Linked DNA regions of Mus musculus: all the other regions are linked to region 2. Evidence: chromatin loops called from intact Hi-C (ENCODE). Cell type or tissue: heart. All regions are shown on one strand.

Region 1 (8,000 bases), 1.7 Mb after region 2:
AAGATAATAGTACAAGCATAAACCAGTAACAAAATAGTAAGGCTAAGAAGAGTAACCATTATAAACCATTTATCTACATTTGATATAAAATAATCTCTTAAATTAAACAGTTCTCACTGAAAATTACTTTAATGAAAACAAATGGTAATATTAACAAAGTATTTTTTATCTTTCTTAAACAACTAACTTTGGTAATTATATGTACAATACTGATGCCATATTGATACATGTAGATAAATTACAAATAATTAGACACATTTTAAAGGCACATGCACCAAGTTTTACTACTAGGGAACATACTCAGAATAACTGTTCAAAGGTTTGGATCACATCGTCCACTTCAGTGTGATGATCAACTCCCCTCTGTCAATGACTGAGAGAGTTCTGCACCTTCAGCTTCTGAATAGTGTATATTATATCATAAAACTTTGAAGACTTCAGCAAACTAAGAGACATGGATATTGACTAAGGGTAAACACAATATAATAAGTCCTTGAAGGAGGAAGACAAGGGCCGTCATAAGCAGATGTTGAAGGCCAAAATGAGAGGTTGAAGTGATGAGAGACAGGAGAGAGAATCTATGCAACACCTAGAAGCTGAAAAAGTCAAAGAACTGGAGTCTCCCCCTCAGGGTCTCCAGAATGAAGCAGCCATGCCACCTTAATACTTGCCCCAGTGAGACTGATTTTGGACTCCTGTACACACACCCTACAACTATAAAACAACTATGTGTACGCCAGTGGATTTCTGGTAATTTGTTATAGCAGCAGTAGGAGCTTACAAGGAGGCTTCTTAGTTGAGATAGTTTCAGTACTAAAAACGAGAGAGGCCACTCACTCAAGCTTTCAAGATTCACAATATTCAATACACAGTAAACATAAGAAAAACACCTTTGAATGCTTTTATAATGAAAGACAGCATGCTCTTACTGTTTTACAAAGTGCATGTGTTATCTCATTTGCTTCTAATAACTTTGGTATGAATGGATCAATTTTATCATACTGAGGCTCTAAAAACTAAAGTTCAAAGGAATTATATAGCATGTCCAAGTACACATATCTAGTAAGTGATGGTACTGTATCTGTCTAAAAACACAGGCCTTATTTAACCTATAGTCAGTCAGAGGACCACTGTAGTGAGGAGCCTGTATTACAAGCTGCTTAGGTTCAAATCTAAATTTTAGAATGCAGTAGCTGCTTAGCCATGTTACTCTGTTGCAAGCATAACTTTAGCCTCTCTATTTATTCATCTGTAAAATACAGAATTCAACTAATAATATCTACCTAAGAGGACCTTGCTGACAAAGATGCTAAAACGTACACATGCCACATGCTTGGTACAGATAACAATAAATATTAGCTATCACTGTTCTTCTGTAGCTACACTACAATTACACCTAGAATACACTGTACTACTTAACCAAGAATTGTGATTAGCAGTGTGCAAAAGAAAAAAATAGCAACCAGAATGAATAGATAGGATGCATTTTGGTTTTCTGTTAAGGTAAATCTATAGCACTCTAGGCAGGAAAAGAGAAAAGGCAGAAGGCTGTATCACACACAATCTATCAACTATGACAGTATAAGATCAAACTAAACTGCAGTAATAGTAATAGAGTAAGTCCTGGGTAGACCCTAGAACTGATTATTATATGAACATAGAATACTCAATCTACAAAAGAGAAGTGGGTAACAAAATCTGGAGATAATTTCTGAATGAGGGGAGAAAAGGCTAGTAAGAGAAGCTCACCAACTCTAAGAAATTGCTACCTAATCCTACACTGGTTTCAGGTACCAGTTTCTCTTAAGGAGTATTTAAAGGATTCAGAATGACAAGAAATACAGTCTTTCCAGTCAGATTTTCTCAGACAAGTGTTTTCTTGAGCCCATATTAATATATTATTCTATGTGAGCAACAACTCTACAACTTGAGCACCTCTGGATTCCATTACACCCATAAAAAAAAGGGAATTATTACTGGCGCTTTGAAGACATAAGGTAAATAAGAAAGTGTGTTTAGATTTTAGTATAAGAAGCAAAATCTCTTTAACACAAAGGCCATCACTTTCAGTCACCAAGTCTCAAGGCTCTTTGGGAATTCCTTCAGAAAGAATGGCTTTTCCAAGTACACCTTTAGCAATCCTTTGGTTCATAAGCTATGTCTGCTCCTGGACATCCAGAGATGTGCTTGAAATTAACTTGAACTCCATAGAACTTCAGAGAAAGGGACAGAGCGGGTCGCAAAAACCGTTTCCTTTCTAGTGCCAAAGAACATGCCCCAAAACTATGGCTGACTCCACATCTGTGATAATCCTCTCCCACCAGGCTAACCGAAAAAGGGCTTCATCAGGGATCCCGCCCGCCCCACGCCGCAGGGTTTCAAGGAGCAGCCCCAAAAGTACTATTGGTCAAGATTGTGCAAGACCTGACCAGAAGAACAACAGTTTAGACATTACTCTTACCCTCATGACGACTCACGTTTTCAAAATCACAGGTCCGGAACACATCACACCTGACTCGCCCCTGCCCTTACCTCATAACGAAAGCAAATGAACTGACAGCAAAACTGAGTAACTCACTCACTAGCTTTCTGAACACTACCCAAACTGCCCTAACTGCGGTGATGGGGTACCCGAGTACAAAGGCAAAAAGTGATCCCCAATATCCCCTTCTCTCCCTGCTGGAACTCTGCAAATTCCAAAACACAACTCGTAAACCACAAGAGGAAGAGCTGGGTGGCCGCTGTGTCCCTGGCTTAGGAGCAGGAGCACCAAGCAACCCAAAAAGCCGAGATGATTTGGGGGTGTGACCCGACCTACTCCCTCTTTCATCCCCACGGGAAGTCCCCAGAGGCCGGCCCCTTACTCACCAGACTAGAGAGCAGAGAGAGAGGCAGGAGACCAGGGCCAAGGCCCGCCGGTACTTCTTCATCTTCTCCTCCTTCTTCCCCCTGCCAGGAGGCGGCACATCCTCCCCACAGCAGCCACTGTCGAGGCCAAGATGGAGGAGCCGGAGCAGAAACGCGAGGATGGGACCGAGAGTCCGAAGAGCAGTGGGGCTTGGGGAGCGGTTCCGCAGCGGCTCGCGTCCCGGATGGCCTCCCCGAGAGGCCCACGGCAACGGGAATAGGGACGCTTCACAGGAGCGCTCGGGAGACTGCCGCCGCCGCCGCTCTGTCTGCCCGCTCGCCCGCGCCCGCCTCCTCCGGCCTTCGCCGCCACTGCCTCCCCATCCCCGCCCCGCCCGCCCGGGCCCTCGCTCCGTGCTGCCGGCGACCAACGGCCGCCGCGTACTCGCCTCTCAGCAGCCAATCCCCGGCCGGGCCAGCGCACCTCGCACTCCACTGAGCTGGGTGGAAGGAGACGCGTCACCCACGTCCCTCTCGGCTCGCGCTCCACAAGTCACAGCGCGGGCCACGCCCCCTCCGCTGACAAAGCTCCAAAACGCCACAACCGCCGCCCAACCTGCGCAGGTCCCACCCACTCGCTGGCGCTCGAACAGGAAGTCCTGTAACCCTCGGTCTTCCGCCTTTCAATGGCCTGCCCACTCTCGCTGGCACGCGCCGCCTCCGCGCACGGGTATCTGGGGCTTGTAGTCCTCCTGCCCGAACCCGCCTTTTTTTTTTTTCCTCCGTAGAACTCGCGGGTTTGGTTCTCGAGTTTTACACTTTCACTTCTCACCTTCAGACTGACTAGCTTTGTCATTTGTCATTGTTAAGTCTATAATTCTTCCTTGGAGCACAGTCATGGAACGGCCTGGAATGACTGGAGAGGGTCAGGAGAAAGCATGCTAATGCAATTTAAAAGTCGGTTTACCGGCAGTGGGTCGGGCTTACTGAGGTAGATGATGATTGGAAGGTAGAAAGAGGCGTGTCAACGTTTCCTCTCACATGATTGGCTGGGAAGGACTGAGCTTTTCTTTCACCTAAGTGAGAATTCCTACCTGCCCGCCAGATTCCTAAGATAGAGCTTTAGTGTTCTTTTTTGTTCTTTTAATTTCGGGCTGTGGGTTTGCTGCTGCAAGGCAGAAAAGACACTACGGACTCTCGGCGTCTGGAAGCAGAGAAAGCGAACTCCTACACATACTTGCTGTGAACAAGAAAAAAAAAAAGAAGTGGTGTTCACAGATGGAGACCCCAAAATCTGTAAAAAGCTGAGGCCCAGAATCCTACTTAGGGAGCGTTGGTGTGCAATCTCAGAATGCTTTGTGGCTACTGCCAGACATCTCTTCAAGTAGCTTACTGATCCTGAAAGACAGCAGTTGGAAGAGACTAGACTTTTGGCCTCTTAGTATAGCAGTTCCTTCCTCTAAGTCTCCCGTGTGCCTATTTAACATATCAAAGCAGAACTGGCTGCCACGTTCTCCCAGCATTCTTCAGTCTCTACCAGTTAGTTGCAGGATTCTTCTCATCAGCCCCTACTCCAAACTTCTCCAGCCCAGGGGCTGGGCAGCCATTCCCTCATGCACCCTTCCCTATATAATCCAGCCATTTTGGTTACCTGGCCCTTTTGGTCTGCCCTTTACCCTCCTGGCCTCTTGATCTCCTGGTCTCCTGGCTCTCCTTGCCTCCTCCACTTTCCTCACATGGCCCCTGCTCAGGTTCGTATTCACTCTGGACTCGTCCAGATGCCCCTGTCTCTGGCTATGTCTCCCTTGTATAAACCTCCTCTACCATGCCCAGGAGCAGTCATTCCCTTCCTATTTTATTTTATTTTATTTTCAGTTCCTCTCATCTATCTGCACCGCCATACCCATTAACCTCCTCCACTTCTCCCACCCTTAACTCCTGAGATCTGTGAACACTATTCTGTTCTCATCTTTGAAATTATCTTAATTTTCATGTATAAGAGAGACTACACGGCATTTGTATTTCTACCTCTGATTTTACACAACATTCTCCAATTTCATCTGTGTTACAACTAATGACAAGATTTCGTTCTTTTTATAGTTTAATGTGTAAATAAATATACTGTATTTTCTTTATCAATGGATCCCTAGGTTGCTTCCATATTTTGGCGACTGTGCAATTCCTCCTTGACATTTACCCAGGTGTTATGTTTTATATAAAAGAAAAAGCCGGGGATATGTTAGGTGGAGGCACAGTATGGAGTTGGGGGAGGGGGGCAGGGAGAAGGCTGTGCTTCTGCGGGCCCACACTGAGGCATCCCTTACCCCTGAGGAACAGCCATACAAGTATAGTATAGAATAGAGTTTATTTAGGGCATGGGGAGGGGAGTTGACAAGATAGTAGAGACAGAGAAAGGGAGAGAGAGAGGAGAGGAGTAGAGGCTAGCCATGAACACTTGGAGAGGGAGAGGAAAATGAAGGGAGAAGGGACAGAGTGGGAGAGAGTAGAAAGGCAAGCAAAAATAGAAAGAAGGGGGCAAGCAGCCCCTTTTATAGTGAGTCAGGCATAACTGTGGGGTGGAGCCTAGAAATGCTAACACCAAGCAGCAGGATTGTTGAATTGTTTGGTAGTTTTGTTTTTTTGGTTTGTGAGGGAAGATGGAGCAGAGACTGGATTGGGTGGGGAAGAGTGTCAGAAGCCCTGTGAGTACATCAGGTAATAATGGCCCACCAGGACCAGCTTCTGGAAAACAGATTAACTTACTTGGAATGATGCAAGGCTTATATACTTTGGGGAATGGGAGTAGGGTAGGAACATCTAGGATGGGCAAAGGTCACTGGATAAAGGCTTAAGGTACCAGGATGCCTCATTAACATGGAGAGGCATCCAGAAATCTCAGGTGCTAGCTGAACAGGTTCATATTGGGAGGAAGAAAGTTGAACCTGTAATCTTAACCAAGGCTATGTGATACTCTGCAGGTAGAGGTATGTGGAGGGTTAAGGTTAGAGAAGGGGGAAGCCCTGCCAGTAAAGGAAGGCCTCCATTTTGTGCTGAGCCCAGAAGGCCTTCTGGGCAATGGTAGATTTGGACCTTAATTAGCAGGGCTTTCCCATAGTTTTGGTTTGGTTTGGTTTGGTTTTCAAAGAAATCATACTGTTTTCCATGGGCCCTAAGTTACTTTTTACTGCTGTAATAAAAAATCATGACCAACAGTAATTTGGCGAAGAAAAGGGGGTATCTGGCTTACAGTCGATCCATCATAGAAAGAAGTCAGGGCAGAAGCATCAACACAAGAATCTGCAGGCAGGAACAAGAACACTGCTCCCTGCCTTTCTCCCTGTAGCTTTCCCAGCCTAATTTCTCTCCTAGATGTATGTATTTTGTTATTTTGTATATATGACTGTTTCCCCTGCATGTATGTCTGTGTAGCAACATATATGTTCCTGGTGCCCGTGGAGGTGGCAAGCTGCTATCTGGGTGTTAGAAACTGAACCCAAGTTCTTTGCAAGAATAGCAAATGCTCTTAACTACTGAGCCAATCCATCAGTAGTCCATCAGCCAGGTTTCTTATACAATTTAGGATTACGAGGCCAGGATAAGCACCCCATACAGTGAGCTGAGAACTCCCTCCTCAATGATTAAGAAAATGCCCTACAGACTTCCCTCTGTGCAATCTGATGGAGGTGTTTTCTTCATTGAGCTTTCCTGACACAGATAACTCTAGCTTATAACAAGCTGACAAAAAAAAACAGGACAACTGATTCCTTGACAACTTGACACACAAACACATCACTTGTCAACCGTAACTTTTCTTGTTTATCTTCAAGATCTCATTTGAAGACCATTATAACAATATAAAGCCTTTCAAGTTTATATGGTTCCACAGTCTCAGTTCACGTACTCAGACATGTGTAACTGTATTAGCTTAGATCCCCATGAAGAGCATAGAATAGTTCCTATTTTTCTTTACCTTAGTCAGATTTGGGGGGTCAGGGGGATCTTTTTTATAGTAGTCATTCTAACTGGAGTAAGATTACATGTTCTTTTCTTTTTTTTATTTTTGTTTTTTTTGCGGGGGGGTGTTTTGTTTTGTTTTTGTTTTTTGTTTTTTCAAGACAGGGTTTCTCTGTGTATCCCTGGCTGTCCTGGAACTCACTCTGTAGACCAGGCTGGCCTCCAACTCAGGAATTCGCCTGCCTCTGCCTCCCGAGTGCTGGGATTAAAGGCATAAGTCATCACACCCGGCACATGTTATTTTCTTAATCTGCATTTCCCTAAGAAATTGTGATGGTAATTTTCCATATAGTTATTGTATATCTTCTTTTGAGATATGGCTATTAGGTTTTCACTTGGCTCTTAATTGCATTATCTATTGTTTTGTTTGTTTGTTTTTGAAAGAGAATCTGCTATAACAAAAACTCTCTCAATTCAGTAAAATCTCAAACCTCTAACCACACACCTACACACAGTAACTAATGTTCCCTACAGGTATTTGGGTTATTCTGGAAGTTACAAAGGGACATCATGCACAGTGAACAAAAGCTCAGCCATTCCTGAAAGGTTAACAACACAGAAACTATGTAGGGGTCAGGTCCCAGCCCTGATAAAGATCAGAAAGTCTTTACTGCTGGTAAGAAAGAACAGACCGATCTCAGAACAGCAGCCAACACCTTCTGGTCATCTCTTTTGTCCTTTATCTCCCATATAAATGGTACCTAAGAAACTCAAGAAGAGAACTATTTGTCTAATTTAAGGAGGTGTTTTTTTGATTAGTAGACATTGACGTATTTTGATTTACTTGAAATTGTATCTGCTTCTTTTATTGTTAACAAAATGTTGAAAGTATGAGTGAGTGCACCTGAATTTGCTGTTTTTCTCCACCTAATGTTTTTCCTTATGTACCTTTATTTAGCTACTCTTTTTCTAAAGAAGAAGAAGAAGAAGAAGAAGAAGAAGAAGAAGAAGAAGAAGAAGAAGAAGAAGAAGAAGAAGAAGAAGAAATGAAAGAAAGAAATAGAGAGAGAGAAAGAAAGAAAGAAAGAGAGAGAGAGAGAGAAAGAAAGAAAGAAAGAAAGAAAGAAAGAAAGAAAGAAAGAAAGAAAGAAAATTACTTTTCAAGTCTTAGTATCATGTATAATCTGGCTATTTGGGGA
Region 2 (8,000 bases):
AGCTCAATATCCAATCATCTCATATGAACACACTCTTGGAAACTAGTCTTTGCAAATCCAGTTTTCTTGTCATGCCAATATATCAGGTAGTCCTCTGCCTTTTAGAGACAGACATGTAATGTGGAACGGCACTGGAGACAATGCTACAAAGTCAATGGGCTGGCACTGAAGACACTGTTGAATGCTTAAAAGCCCATACCGAAGGACAGCTTAGTTCCCAGCACCCACATCAAGTAGCTCACAAGTCTTTGTAATTCTACCTCCCTTGGATCTGAGGATCTCTTCTGGCCTCCATAGGCACTTATACATGTGGTATGTATAGGCAGACACAAAAATCAATCAGCTTAAATATTTCCTCTGACCTAATGGTGAGTAAATGCTTAAAATTTTCTGCCTTGGTAACCTAACCATAAAAACAACAACCTTACTTTTATACCTTCATACTAAATAAAAGGTTTAATATTAAAAATCCTTAAATGTTCCATTTACAATTGATAGGAGTCCATTACAGAAAACCACAATACAAACGCAGAGGTGTGGAGTCCAGTCGCAGTGTATATAGATCTGCAGTGTAACTCCCTCACCTAAGGCATACAAGGCTCAGATAATTGCAAAAGAAAGTAACAAATGTTAGTATGTGCAATTCTTGTGGAAATGGTAAATTTTAAGAGCTAGAGGATCAAGGAGCTTGTTGTAAGACTTTGACTCCTAGCAAGCAGAGGTTACACCCACCCAAAAACATCTCAGCGAGAAAGCCTAAACTTGAACTGAACAAAGATGACAATAGATATGCTAATGTGGACAAGGAAAGCCTAGGGTGTCACTACTCTACACAAGAACAGGCTCCAAAGAGAGGCTGAGGGCAGGAGAAAGTCTTCCCCAGAAGAGCCCAGTACCAAACGGTCAGCCCTGAGCTTACCTACTAGTAACATCACACAGACTATGTATGCAACAATGAAAAAAAAATGAGACAGAGAAACTATGAAATTGAAAGAGTGCAAATGGCAGGGATTGGAGGGAGGAAGAGGGAAATGATTTATTATATTTATATTTATTATAATTTCAAGAAATAAAAAATAATTTTAAAATATTTTAAATGCTAGATATTAGATAGTAAAAAAAAAAAAATAGCTCAAATAGCTCATTACTCTGTGGCCATTATATTATGATTTCCTAACAGTTTATAAAAAGCACAACAGTGAAACTCCGGTCTACAATCCCAAGGAAACTTGACTCTAAGATCCAAAACTGCAAAACTGTCACTCATCTTTTGAATTTAGAATCAAGATATTTCATTCAAAGTTTTTCAGTGGTTTCAAAATTCATATGGATTATCAAGTACCACTGTTGGTGAAAGTGGGTTGGTGGGACTTTACCACAGATTCTAAATATCAGCATAATAAAAAAAAATATTAAAAGCAAAGCAAGTACTTATTCCTAGGACAGAGCTTTACTTAACAAACGGAGAAAGGAAAAGGTTTTGCTTTAAACTGGAATGGGAATCTTTTTTTTGAGCTGACTCATGGCAGAATTCCCAGGCCCTCCCAGTTTTCGCTCTAATGGACTCTTTAGTAAGATACCAACTGATGCGACCTACAGGAGAACCATTGCTTGATTTTTGTATTCACAGCCCAGAAACCACTGACAGTGTAGGTTCTGACTGGGATTAGATAGAACAGTTTCCTGTCCACTTTTTCTTGCCTTCTTGGCATGCATTTGTTTTCTATACATAAACATTTATCTCCCTTTGAATCTGTTTCCCAGTTGTTAAATAGGGGCTCGGTCTGGCCTGGTGGCACATGCCTTTAGTTCTGCCACTCTGGAGGCAAGTGTATCTCAAAGACCAAGTGAGGGGTACTCAGTGAGACCTACTCCCACCCAACTGCTCAAAATGGAAGAACCCAACTCTCCTCCACAAAGACATGGAATTGGACACCAGGTACACACACAAATAGATGCACACAGCTATGAAGATGCATAGCCAATGCATGAGGTGGTACTACACCCTCATGTGGATGTTAGCATATGAACAAAAACCACCCAATAAAATAACAAATGTTAGTGAATGTGTGGAGAAATGGCACCTTTTGTGCAATTCTTGTGGAAACGGTAGCTTCCTAAGACTTTCCCTATTATTTGGCAATTACACGGACTAAAAACATGCCCACAAAACAAAACTTGTTTACAAGAAATCACAATCGGCAAGATGGAGAAACAGAAGAGTAGGAATTCCATCTGTACAATGGGACAGTATTCAACCACCCAAAGGAATGCCATACTGATACCACGACTGAACTAGAAAATCCTAAGGCTCCAGCCTAAGTAGATGGAGCACCTACAATGGATTTCTATTTAAGGAAACGAAAATAGTCTGCAACTAGGTAACACTGATGGTTGTACGACAGAAAAAGTTGAATTTCACATCTTAATATGATTGAATAAGGTGAATTTTAATCTCAGAAGAAAAACATGCCCCTATATGCATAGCTCCAAGTCTAAAGTCCCTTCTCTTTTGGAGACAATTAATGCTGCACAACTGTTAAGCCACCCTCTCCACTCTCCCAGTGAGCACGTGGTGCCTGCCTATCTTGTCGCAAGATACCCAGATGAATACTTTAACTTCCTAATTTTTATGTGTTTAAAGCCCATGATTTCTAAGTGAGGGAGAAGTTTCCGAAAAGCAAATCTTAACAGCCAATGTTTCTGTGAAAACAATATGTCAATCACATAAAACCTGTATTGGCCAAAACCCGGCAATTCAATTACTCTTGCTATGGAGACCTCGAGGATCCAAAAAGTCAAGTCATTCACATTCATTTTTTACAAATCTAAAAACACACGCCAGGCAATTTCCTAGTCGTACCTACTGCTCAATTCCCAGTAACTTTTTAAAAATTGCTTTTATACATAAAGACTGGGGGTATACCGGAACGGTAGAGAGCTTGCCTAGCGTGTGTAAGGCCTGCAGGTCCGCCACTGGCACTGCTAAATAAAAACTGAAACCATAAGCACTGTCCAGGGCGTTTAGAAATAATACAGAGAATGTATGTATAACCACCTATAAAATGAAAGCGGTGACCATGACTAGTCATGCGGGCATGGGAATTCCTTCCCATGGCCCCCGGCCCGGAGCTCAGAGCTTTGCAGGAAGGTTTCTGATCCCTGGCCAGGAACCGGGAGCCGAGAAGACCTCAGGCAATGGAGAGAGGGGACCGCCACCCGCGAGCCTACCACGAACCGCGCCAAAAATTGGGATCCAGACACACCCCCGACCTTCCAGCCGCGGCCGGGACACTCAGGCCCAGGCAGGCGGCGGCGTAGAGGCCGCGGGCCCGCGACGGGGGCAGAGCCGAGGACATCAGCCCCGGGAAAGCAGCCGCCGCCCGGCGGCGCGAGCCGGTGGGTCCAGGCCGACCCCTACCTCTTCCAAAACGGAAGCCATGCCGTCGCGCGTCAGACCCGAGGCCGGAGCTGCAGCGGTGCACCGAAGCAGACAGGAAAAGCCGAACACGCCACCCACGAGCGTCGCAGCGCCGGCAGCGAGCTCCACAGACCCGGCGCGACACGGCGGCCCGCCCTCCGCACGAGACGGCTCTGGAACCTTCGCAAGGCTCCACCGGAGCCTCCCAAGGCCCCGCCCCTCCGAGTCTAGTCCCGCCCCCAGGCTGGTTGCCTAGCAACGCTCAATTCTCGCGAGCGATCGAATGCTCAGGAGGCGTCCAGCCACTTCCTTCCGCCCCAGCGATTGAGACGTCGTTCCGCGCCGGCAGAACCGGGCTGCGCAGTCGCAGCTCGCAACCGCGGCCAGACCTAGCCCCGGAACTAACCTTCAAAGGTTTGGGGACCCGATAGGAAGTGTCTCGAGAAGGGCTGCTTCCGCTGGTGCGATGCGGAGTTGCCAGGCCGCCATCTTGTCTTCGGCAGCTCTGAGGTATCGGGAAAGAACAAAGGAGCGCCCCCAAAGAAGCACAACTACCATCAAAAAAGGACGGATTTGTTAAGGGAGGAAGGCTCCTAAGTAGAACAATGGCTTTAAGTGGGCCTTGGGTTTCTGGAGGCGTCCTGCGTCTAGCACCGTTGACGTGGCGCCATCTCGTGGGACTGTAGGAAGGTTGCACGGGCTTCCTGACTGGCTCTGGGCGCCGTGGTGGAAAGCGGCACGGTTTCAAGTGGCCGAACGCTCCATTCTCCCTTGCCTATATGAGCTCTTGATACGAAGTTTTCCACTGCCTTCGCTCTTTACTAGCGGTTTATTTTGTATTTTCAGCAGGGTTTGGATTGAGTGAATTTCCACGTAAAATGTGGAGGAATTCTTAGGACTTTGGGTTGCAGCAGCCCGGATTAGTAAACCCCCAGCGTAAAACCGTTTTTCAAATTATCTTAATTATGACAGCATAGAGACGTCCATAACACCCAGTAAACCGAGACAGAAAACAAACAGTACCCATTGGGAGGTAGAGCAATCTGCTGTCAGCTTACAGATGCTTAGGGGAGTTACTAGCATCAGCAAGTCAAGGAAAATGCTGCTACACTACACTTTATATTAATGTAACATTAAGGCATGCAACCTGTACGAACTTCTCACACAAACTTGCACAAAATGACAAGTTAGACAGGGATGTATGTCGTGTATAGTTGCAACTTAAATAAAAGTCTCAAACCACCAGTCCCATGGCCTATAGTGATAAAAATAAAAACAATCCTTTTCTGGAGTGGACAATGACAGAAAGGTGCCACCCTTTGAAGTTTATGAAAAGGTGAAATAAAAAGGAGGAGGACATGGCTACTTCTAAAGTATGGAGAAGATTTTTTTTATTATTTTTAATTTTTTTTTGTAGCTATAAGGAAGACAGGCAGAGGGAAGGGTCCAGGTCGAACATGACTGTTAGACTAAATACAACATAAGAGCAAGAGGGGCCTTGAACCTGTAAGAGTCCATGAATGGTCTAAGAATCATACCCTAGGCTCAAACAGTATGTAAACGCACAGAGTGTTTTATTCTGCAGAAGTCCAGCGGTGCTGGAGTCTCCCATTACCAGAAATAAAGAGTCAACCAAGTGAGCTTGAAGGCCTGATTTAATGCATGTTAGGAGATTCCATTTATTCCCTAGGGGATGACCTCTAACCCCATTTCTATCGACATTCCATTACTCGGGCATGGAGACTAAAAACTGTTGCTGAAGAAGTCTGGAAACTGGTGCCGACCCATTGTCCTTGCCTCAGGCCAGGTGGTGAGGCAGCTTCTGCGGACTGGCCTTACCCAGTCAAACGGTCAATTTAAAGCCTGTCATGGAGTCAGCCTAACCTTCTCAGACCAAGAGAGGCTGACTCAAACAAGAGACCTAAGTAGCAAAAATGGTTGAGTTATATAGGGACTGGTTTTGGCACAAGACACCCCAAGTCCAAATTCTCAACACAAAGATTTATTTCCTCTAGTGGGACAAGCAACAGATAGAGGCCTAGGAGAAGCAGAAAGGAGCAAGGTAGAGAGTGAAGGGCTATTTGTCCTAGAGGGACAAAGGACTGTCTCTGATTAAGAGAGGAGTCCAGGTTGGGAGAGAACAAAGGAGCATCCCCAAAGAAGCACAATTACAATAAAAAAAAAAAAAGAACAGATTTGTTAAGGGAGGAACACTGGCTTTTAAGTGGGTATTGGGTTTCTGGAGACATCCTGCTTTTAGCACCTTTGACTTGGCACCATCTCCTGGGACTGTTAGAAAGGTATCAACTGGCCCTTAGGCAGTTTATAAAAGTCAAATGCCCTGTTAGGATGAGGTGTTTCATTTTAATTGGTCATGTTTATTAGGGTGGGAAAGGGGGGCTTTTTGTTGCTGGATTTAAATACTTTGATAGCTGGACCTTGATAGCCTCAGGAAATGTTCAAAAATGGAACAGACCTTGGTGGCTGACTTTAAAAATGTGATCTAAAGGTTTTCAGTGGGCAGAGGGTATAGGGGAAAAGAGCAAGGCCTGCCAGAGCCACGTGTGCCATGCTCATGCTGGCTAGAGTCCCTTCAGGGATCAAACTGGAAGAAGGGAAACAGAAGCCCAGACTCCAGGAAAGGGAGAGGTTTAGGGTAGAGGGTTGGGTGAGGAGTGCTGGGAGGACTCACAGACACTGAGACCTAGATTTCTTAGAAACCTAACAGTATTATTATTTGATTTGGGTATAGGTTACAGTGGTATGAGCTGTAAGTATAACATTTGTGTGGTTTGGTAGTTTATACCTAAGGCCTACGAGGGAGCTTTTCAAGGTGACAAGTGTTACTATTGTGGAGATCCCATCAGAGATGACTACTCTGATGCAGTTTATAGCCAATTGAAAGTCTTTAGTCCAGCTGGGCCTACACTTGGGTATTTAGGATCCTAGTGTAGCACTGCGTGTTTGTAGTAAGGGAGGCAAAAACCATGTCGTGGTAGCTCAGAAGTTGCAAGGGGAAGTTTTGTGCAAGCTAGCATTTTAACAAAAGCTAAGTGGTGTTAGCTGGAAGGGAAGGTTTACACAAGCAGCTGGTTTACCAGAAGCTAAGAAAAGTTAGTTGGGGCATTTTGACCTTGGATTTCTAGAACAGTGTTGGGTAATCTATGGGATTTTCCATCAAGATAATCAAATTCTAATTAAACCTAAATTGACCTCAGCAAGAATGCAAGATGGAGGAACCTTTATACTATGTTGCCTTGTCATGTTACTAGTGGGCTAATGGAAATATACAAAGATCATTTGAACTCAGCAGCACAAAATAGCAAGATCCTGTAAGTTAGTGAAATGACCTAGCAGGTATATATTTTATATTTCAATTTTTAAAGTATGCAAACAATAAACAAATGACTGGAATAGGAACAAATATTTCAGTGTACTCCATGGAAGCATCACCTAATCATCTTACTTACTTAGGCCCAAGAGTCACATTGAATCTTCAATCTTAGGCCATATATCATATATATAGCAAGTCCAGCTGACTTCATCTTTAAAATGTGTAGAAACTCAAACACTTCTCATACCCTTTACTGTTACCTCTACTTTCTCCCTGGTTTAAACAATGGCATTTCTGTTGTTTCATGAGCATACTGTTTAGTGTAGTTTTCTATCTCACAAGTCTATAATTTGCTTTTTCTACTGCCTAGAATGCTTGCTCTCAAAGTCATCACATAGATCATGTCTATTCATTACTTAAAAGGAGTGAACTCCTAGGAGAGAATGAGAGAGTAAGTACACATTAGAAATTGGCTAAGCAAATCCAAAGCCTGTTAGGACAGGGAGACTGGATTGGGAGATCATAGATAGAGTGTGCCCCATGGTTTATCCACAAGAGGCTAGGAAGAACATGAGCTGAAGCTGGGCATGGAGGTGCATGCTTTTAATCCCAGCACTTGGAAGGCAGAGACAGGTAGATCTGTAGACCAGCCTGGTCTACAGAGTGAGTTTCAGGACAGCCAGCTGTCCTACACAGAAATCCTTTCTTGTATACTCCCTCTCCCCCTCCCCCCCAAAAGAGAACATGAAGTGGTTGGAACTTAATTCTTATGCAAGGATCAGCCTGTCTTGTTTTCAAGACATTACAATGGGTAGAACTATGCCTACCTTGATTATTCAAGCTCTCTCCTACATAAAGTTTAATTATGACTTCATGGCAATGCTTAGTGTTTGGTTGAACAACTAGGGAGTATAGGTGAACCAAGTTCAATTATCAAAGACTACACAGCTGACTAATCCATTTCACCCACACCAGTCTCATGCTGTTCTTTATACCTTTTTGCTACCTAAAGCTTATTAGCCTTTTTCCTGTTAGGAAAGTTTACTTACTTGGGAGTTGTAGATATTTTACTCATCTCTCCCCCATAGGAAAGTTTACTTACTTGGGAGTTGTAGATACTTTACTCATCTCTCCCCCATACAAGAAAGCCACCATGGCTTCCCTGAATGATGGGACTATGTTGGAGACTGGTACTAATGCTTTGATTAAATAAGAAATCTGTGTGCCCAAACACTAAAGGTCCTT
Region 3 (8,000 bases), 920 kb after region 2:
TGAGGGGCAGGGTCCAGCTTTGTCTTTTTATATATCTGGCTTATTTTACTTAACATAATATTTAACATACTTTGATCTAGGTTGCTGTAACTTATCTAGGTTGCTGCATATTCTTTTTTTCTAAATGACTACATATTGGTGTGTGTGTGTGTGCTCTTCTACTTCCTCTATTCAATGGATACTTCAGGTGATTTATATATCATGTCTGTGTGCTACAATAAACATAGTAGGACAGGAATCTCTCTGATACAATGATGTCATGTCCTTTGGATGGATATGCACGCACACACACATACACACACACACACTCACACACACACATCTAAATGGGATAGCTGGCCAAGTGATAGACTTTGTTTTGTTTTTAGGGACTTTCATAGTATTTTCCATAATGGGTAAATAAACAAACAACCCTTGTATTAAAAGATGACTGGGTTAATTACTTTGATTTGATCATTACACATTATACACATATATCAAATTATCATGCCTTATTGCATAAATACATACAATTAAAAATAATGTTAAGGAGTTGGAGAGATGGCTTAACAGCTAAGAACACTGGCTACTCTTCTGAAGAACCTGGGTTTAATTCCCAGACCCACATGGCAGCTCACAATTGTCTGAAACTCCAGTTCCAAGGCATACATCACCCTCATACAGACAAAAATGCAGATAGAACACCAATGCACATAATAATAATAATATCATTTCAAAAAAAATAAACAATTGAATCTTTTAAAAAACATTAAAACTACGAAAGAATACCTTTAATGAGAGCTTTCGATCTTTCCTGGTCCATAGAGCCTGCCCCCCAGCCAGAGGAAAGAGCCCAGAGGAGCTGCTCATTCAGACAATTATTCAGTAGTCATTAGGTGCTGTGAGGTTATGGTGTTGGGCATTAGGTTCTATGGGGGAACTTACAATCTGTGAGAGAGAATGAGCACGCATCCAAAAAATCACAATACAGACTTGCTTTCACTCCAAGTCTCTTTAGCGGCAGCTGAGGATAGACCCAGCACTGCCGTGGAAAGGTTACTTCCTGAGTTTTAGCAGCAGAAGGAATGGATAGGGGAAACGTGATCATAGCCTAATGTAGGCAGCATTCAGTCAAAGTAGGACCAAAGAATAATGGGTAGGCTGACCACTGGCCAAGTCTGATAATAAAAACTGTAACTCAACAACTGATGGCATTAGAATTATCAACATCATTTTAAAAAGCTGACAGCATTGTGTAATAAAACTAAAGGAAAAGGAGCTCCTGGCATTGAGTGAGTCTGTGTATATTTTATATAGAAATTCCTAATACACTAAAAACATTGCCACAGTCTGGTTTTCCTTTATAAAATCCCAGTACCGAGAAGGGGAATTGGGCATAAAGTCTCACTCCAACCAAAAAGCTATTTGCAACTGATAGCTGCTGAGAGAGGAAAATTCAGGTTTCACTGAGTATATCAACCACAGTCCAGGCTAGGCCCCGTGCTCAGGAGGGACTAGCTAACATAAAACATACTCCATGTTGTTGTTGTTGGTGGTGGTGGTGGTGGTGGTGGTGGAGGTGGTGGTGGTGGTGGTGGTGGTGGTGTGTGTGTGTGTGTGTGTGTGTGTGTGTGCGCATGCAGTTAAAAGGGAAAAGAACAGGAACTTGCATGGGTAGGGAGTAGGGAGGACCTGGAAGGAGCTGGGGGAAGGGAAAGAATATGGTCAAAACTATATTAAACTATATTGGAATGTAGGAGTTAGATTTCTAAAGAGTTTGGATTTTCTGGTTCTTAATATTTAAATCTGCCTTTTTGCATAGTAGTTTTTTGTTACCCATAATCATTAAGTGTGAAATTTTGTGAGCTTACTATAAATGTAATACCCTGTACAATAGAGAGGTCAAACTATATTATACAAAACTTTTTTAAAAATAAAATTTAATTTAAAAATATTAAGTTATTATTTTAGCAATTACATAAGATTTATTTACATTTATGGCGACCGAGGATGAGACAAAAACTGGTGGTTTTTATAATCATGCTAGAAAAAGAAGTGGTGAAGCACTTAATATATGTGTGGTTAGTTTCTTCTAGTATGTTAAAATCTAATATTTTCTTACTATAGGGTCATGAGTACTTCCTAATGCTGTATCATGGGCACACACAGCAGCAAAGTGAACAGGACAAGAGAAAGCACAACAGTTCAAAGCCACTTGATGTATCAATAACAAATCTGAAAAGGACATCGATTCTCACTCTTTACTTGAACTTCATCTTGAGATCTTGCTGCCGCTGCCTGTAAGGTGCTGGGATTTACAGGTTTGCAAGGCCACGTCCAGCCTTCCTCCTAGTCCTAAGTCCTGTCCTTATTATGATGGGATGCCTCTTTTCTATGAGGGTCTCTGTGTTGTTTATCTTTGATGTTAAGTGACATGTGACAAAATAAGTTTGTAACCATAATACAAGTCTAAACAATGAATAAATACAACTGACTTGTTTCAATAAAGATTCTAGTACAATTTCTTAAGACAGATTGAGAAAAGGCATTAGTAAATTCTGGAGGAAGGCAGACTGGCACTACATACTTTTCTATTTTTCTACATCTATTTTAGTCTTTAAGCTTTACTGTAATGCAGCTATTTTAGTAAGCATATTGATGAACCCCAGTAAAATAATCAAACCATAACTGGGAATGCAGTACAGCATCTTACAAATACTACTTTTCCTTGGCAACAGACTCCTCTATATTGTACAGGGTATTACATTTATAGTAAGCTCACAAAATTTCACACTTAATGATTATGGATAACAAAAAACTACTATGCAAAAAGGCAGATTTAAATATTAAGAACCAGAAAATCCAAACTCTTTAGAAATCTAACTCCTACATATAAAATATAAAGCTGTAGTAGGGTATGGTGGTGCACACCTTTTAATTCAGCACTTGGGAGATACTGGCAGGTGGATCTCGGATTTTGAGGGCAGTTTGGTCTACATAGCACGTTCCAAGACAGCTAGGACTGCATAATAGTTCTTGTTTCAAAGCAAACAAACGAGCAAAGAAACCCAAAAATCCCTAGACAACACAAAACAACACAACCAAATAAACGAAGTTGCTATTTTCTGACATTACTAGTTTCGATTTACTTGAAACAAGAACGATTAATTCCAAGCAGGATTTGTTAAGGTTTGTGAATAAATAATCGTAAACGATGCACTGTTAGTAGAAGCTTAATTTCAATCACTGAAATCAATGTTTCATATTCTTAAAAAGGCTTACCTGCGCATTGGCTTTCCTTCCCTGCACCATGAAAAGTATCCTTCACCGTGTTCTAAAGCCGTACCTTCAACAAGAGAGAAGTAGTAGCTTACTAAAAACTGTTCGAGTTCTCCAGCAACTTGTATAATCACTTCACTCATTTCGTCTGTAATCAGGAATCTTACATCCTAATGTAATCTTTGCGTAGATGCGCAATCATAATGTAATGCCTTTAAGAGGACTATCACTAACTAAAGATGCTAAGGTGACAGATTATATGTGAATGTGAGGGTGACTGGGAAAGCAGTCAGGATCAAAATAGTCATGATCGCTAGTTGGTGTTTTCTGCTCAAGAAGCACCTGGGGAGTTTTTTGATTTTTTAACTTCACCATCAAGTATATTTGCAGAGTAATCACTTGATACCAGCAGCAGTACTAATTTAGTGACTCGGATAGGAAAAGCATTGTTTTAGCACTGAATCCGAAGGTTGTTAACTTATTCTGAAGTGACAAGCAGGCCGGAGGCGGTTGCCTTTAAAAACAACTCCACTTCCGACCAGCCCAGCCCGGGCAGCTTGAACAAGGGCAGGGAAAGTAGTTCTAGACTACAACTCTCCCAAGCTCTCGTCTTAGTCGCCGAAATATTGTTCACCGCCAGGATCTTGCTGGCTTCCAGAGAGAAAATGGGAGGCAGAGTGCTCGCTCCCTTAGAATTCCAAGTGAAGCTGTCCAGGATGCGGAGTCCTGCGTCCCCAGCAAGCATTGCACAGCCTTGCCCTGGCTTCAAGACACCTCGGGCAGCCAGCAGCAGCGCAGCCTGGAGCCCTGAAAGGCCCGACCGAGGAACCCTACCGTCCCTTAGAGGCACGACTGACAGGCAGCCTAGAAAGCACTGCCCTGACCCCGCCGGGCAGTTCGGCAAGTTGAGCTCATAGATCTGCAAAGCGAGACCTAGGGCTCTGTTCTCCATCCCGTGCTCTAGAGCTCTGACTTACTGGCTTTGACACTTTTCTCTCTGCGGCACCCTCTCTGCCTTCTCCGCCCTCTCTGCCTCCACCTCTGGAGCCGCTAGCGCAGGCAGGATGCGGCTCCTGCAGCGATTTCCTTTCCCTGCACCCGCCCAGATCCAGAAACAGGAAGCGGTCCGATGGCTAAATCCTTCCCACGGAACTGCACGTGTTCGGGCAAGTAGTTCCGTCATGGCTCCGGAAGTAGCTGTGCCTTTCGCTGAGCGTTTCCCAGGACTGGTACCATTAGTCGATCTGACTTTTACAATATACTTAGAGAGCAACCAAATAAAATATGTATGAGGTGAGGGTTTCATTTTTGAGTATATAACTAAAAGTCTGTTGCTGATGTATTGAAAACTATACAAGGCTATTATTAACCAAAATTTCTTTAGCTGAACTTTATTTGACATCTATAGACTCTGTGCAGTTGTTTTTGATAGGAAATATACCTCATATTAATAAACTTGTAGTGGGAATGATTGGTCTTTAAATTCAACTTCTAATTCTAGTTCTATGATACACTTTGTCATTTGGCCAAGTTTTTTCTTCATATGTACCAGTGATATATAAGTAAATAATATATGTACTAGTAACAGCTATGGATACCCCATTTATTATCAAATACTTAGCATATAACATTGTGTATTAGTTTATCAGTTCTAGTATCTCTCTTATTGAAGGATTTATTACCATTTTTCCAAATGGTGGTAGCATTATGTTTCAGATAGTGCCATTCCAGTCGGTACCAAAGCGTTATGTAACTTACAAAAGGGTAAGGGTATCTACGGAGCATAGCCTGTAAGGGTTAGAGCCACAACTTGATGCCGTGTACAATGGTTCTAGATTCTGGCCACAATTATATTATATCTTCCTCCAGAAAGGTTCAAGGATTCTCGTTGGTCCATATTATTGGTACTTTCAACTTTAATTTTTTGCCAATCTGATGGGTATAAAATAGTTTAGATGTACATTTTTCTGATCCATTGAAATGGCATCTTATATGTGCACCTCTCAGGTTTCTTTTGTGTAGATTGTCTAAAAGTCATCTTCAAAGTGACTCAGATTCTTCCAAAATATGAGTCATGATTTTAATTCTTTATAGCTATACAGTTCTATAGCAAGGGAGTTATAAAAACATTAAGGAATGCTAGTAACTAAAATGGGCTTTTAAGCCAGGGTGAAAGTAATATTTCCTATTCTTAACCCATTGATTCCTTCTTAACCTACTACCCACTGTAAGCTGGCTTGTGCTTCAACTACTCTGTTTCTTTTTAAAGGGGAGGAGTTCAGTGTGAATCAGCTCTTCATATTTATGCCAATTAACAAAGTATACATAAAAATAAACATATGAAAAAACTGGCATTTCCAATTATTATAGAACTCCTACAATCCCATAGGCGTCCTCTTAGGGATCCTAAATTTCTAGTTGAAAATATACTTAGAACTGGTTTTATAATGTGTGAGTCTGGGGCAATAAACAATACTCTGGGGGCCAATGAGCTTAACTTTTAGACATTTGATGAGAAATAGTGTCCTATTTGTCATGTTTAAAGGACATAGAATCCAAGGCTTAGTTGTAAACAAGACCCATGAGACTCTTGGTTTTGTCAAATCTTCATTTCTGAGGAAATAGACATTATAAAATTAAAACACAAGTTGTGTGGTTGCTTAATTACAATATCAGTATATCTGAAAGTGATGTACAGGATTTGCATTAAGAAAATATGTAGCAGGGAATCCATATCTGGTCTCAGTGATCAGGGAAAATATGGTTGGCAGCACTTAAGATATTCCTTGGTGTTCTTTGTCCCCAGTAATTGGTACCTTATGCATGTAGCCATCTCCTTTTTTGCCATTGTGATTATTATAATGTATTAAAAGGATGGGGTGTGGTTCTTCAACATGATGTTGTTTGGACGTTCCAGTCACCAGAATGAGATCAACAAACTTCTTTTCTTTATAAAGTATATAGTCGTAGCTATTTTGTTATCACAACACATAGGTTTCTATGATGGAGAAACAGAAGATCTTTGTCCTGGTGCTAACTTCATGATCTCAAGCAAATGCTTTATTCTAACTTCAGTTTTCTTACCTATATGTTGATATTTCACTCCTTGCAACTTTCTGAGTCAAGAGTTATTTGTAGAGGTGGGGGAAGATAACTCAATTTTTAAAATGTTCGTCTTGTATGTGTGGAGCCCTGGTTTCAATCCCCAGCAAACTCCTGTCGGAAGTTCTGAGGTTGTGTTGTGTAACAGAACTTTTCCTGGGAAGATGTAACACACATTATCTAATTACCCTAGATAGGGAACTCATAACAGACCATAGTATGGGTACCACCCAAAGTCCAACTTGGTGAACCAATGAATTTTATTGGGATTACTTTCAGGAATATGGGTAAAGGTTACTCACAGGAGCAGAAATGACAGCTGCACCACCAAAATCTACACCATTGTGTAGTGCATGAGTGACAGCTCACAAATTTGGGAACCTAGAACACACTGCACAACCTGTTTGGAGAGTATCCTTTCCTAGATGCCTCAGTTAATCTGAACCTTTTCCAGGCAGCTGGTCTGGTTTGGAGCACTTCTTTGAAGATTTTCTCTCCTGAGAGTCTTCTTTGCAACTTAGCTTGTCTAAGTCTCCTTGGCAGCTGGACTCATCCAAGGGTCTTCTTTGCAGTTCTGTGTTCTTCAGTCTGAGCTTTTTTCCCTTCCTCTGGCAGTGAGAGCCCTAGTGAATCTAGTCAATTTCAGAGACTTCCTTAAGCTATTTGAGTTGTTTGTCTTCCTGCTCAAGGAGCTCCTCTACAGGATAGGATGTTTCAGACCTGGAGGAAACTGTTACACAACAGGTTGTAATGAAACTTTAGAGGCCTCAAATTGACATACTAAGGGTTGGGTCATTATACCCTACAACATTAAATGTGTTTGAAATATATATAATGAAAGTACACAAGCCGGGCAGTGGTGGTACATGCCTTTAATCCCAGCACTTGGGAGGCAGAGGCAGGTGGATTTCTGAGTTGGAGGCCAGCCTGGTCTACAGAGTGAGTTCCAGGACAGCCAGGGCTACACAGAGAAACCCTGTCTTGAAAACCAAAAAGGAGGAAAAAAAGAAAAAAAAAGAAAGTGCACAAATAGAATAAAAAAGATGGTTGCATTTCTTGTGTAGAGAAACACCTCCTTAACCATAACTGATTTTTTAAAGGGCTTGGAGAATGGGGAGATGGATCAGTGGGTAAAGTGTTCATGGTACAAGCATAAAGATTTCAGTTACTGGAATGGATGCTTATTCTAGATATGAATTTGCCTTTTCTGGTTGTAATGCTGCTGCCAAAGCTCCCAACCATGGCCATGCAGAGTGCTTTATCCATCCTCATAATGTTCCACCTAGAATTACTTCTTACCAAGGACTTCACTTTACAAAGAAGTGTACCAGTGAACTCACTGAATTCACTGTTGTTACCTTGTACTCCACAACCCTGAAGCAACTGGCATGACAGGATGATGGAATGGTCTTTGAAAACCACACTTATGTTGTGATTTTTAAGGGAAGTTAGACTTTTGTCTGTTTTTTTTTTTTTTAATTTGGCCTATTCTAAGCCAAGGGACCAGTGTATAGTATTGTCCTGGTAATTGTCAGCCTCTCTTATGCTGTCTATTGGAATGCTGGGTGTGAACAAAGCAGGTTGTTCTCTAGGAAAGCAGAAAGCCAGGGCAGCATATTATTTTGTCTTTAATTAGCTAA

Evidence for each region. Peaks named below come from ENCODE experiments on the same cell type or tissue, not always from the same donor. Only the 100,000 strongest peaks of a DNase experiment are listed, where the experiment ranks them.
Region 1: it touches region 2 in a loop (9-fold over the local background); 4 of 42 quality-filtered maps call a loop at or near these places.
Region 3: it touches region 2 in a loop (4-fold over the local background); 2 of 42 quality-filtered maps call a loop at or near these places.

The regions. Positions count from the first base shown.
Region 1 is chr1:161,873,443-161,881,442 of GRCm38, forward strand. It overlaps Suco (SUN domain containing ossification factor), which reads right to left and starts at 3,240. Exons shown (of 24, transcript NM_001357402.1): 1 at 2,869-3,240. The coding sequence starts at 2,930. In heart, a CTCF peak has its summit at 3,182; DNase peaks (open chromatin) are centred at 3,429 and 3,859; H3K4me3 peaks cover 3,558 bases; H3K27ac peaks cover 2,741 bases.
Region 2 is chr1:160,209,226-160,217,225 of GRCm38, forward strand. It overlaps Cacybp (calcyclin binding protein), which reads right to left and starts at 3,667. Exons shown (of 6, transcript NM_009786.2): 1 at 3,422-3,667. The coding sequence starts at 3,442. In heart, a CTCF peak has its summit at 4,087 (motif pointing left); a DNase peak (open chromatin) is centred at 3,726; H3K4me3 peaks cover 3,686 bases; H3K27ac peaks cover 2,944 bases.
Region 3 is chr1:161,127,128-161,135,127 of GRCm38, forward strand. It overlaps Klhl20 (kelch-like 20), which reads right to left and starts at 4,352. Exons shown (of 12, transcript NM_001039482.1): 1 at 4,236-4,352; 2 at 3,262-3,325. The coding sequence starts at 3,269. In heart, a CTCF peak has its summit at 4,300; a DNase peak (open chromatin) is centred at 4,374; H3K4me3 peaks cover 2,069 bases; H3K27ac peaks cover 1,397 bases; H3K27me3 peaks cover 447 bases.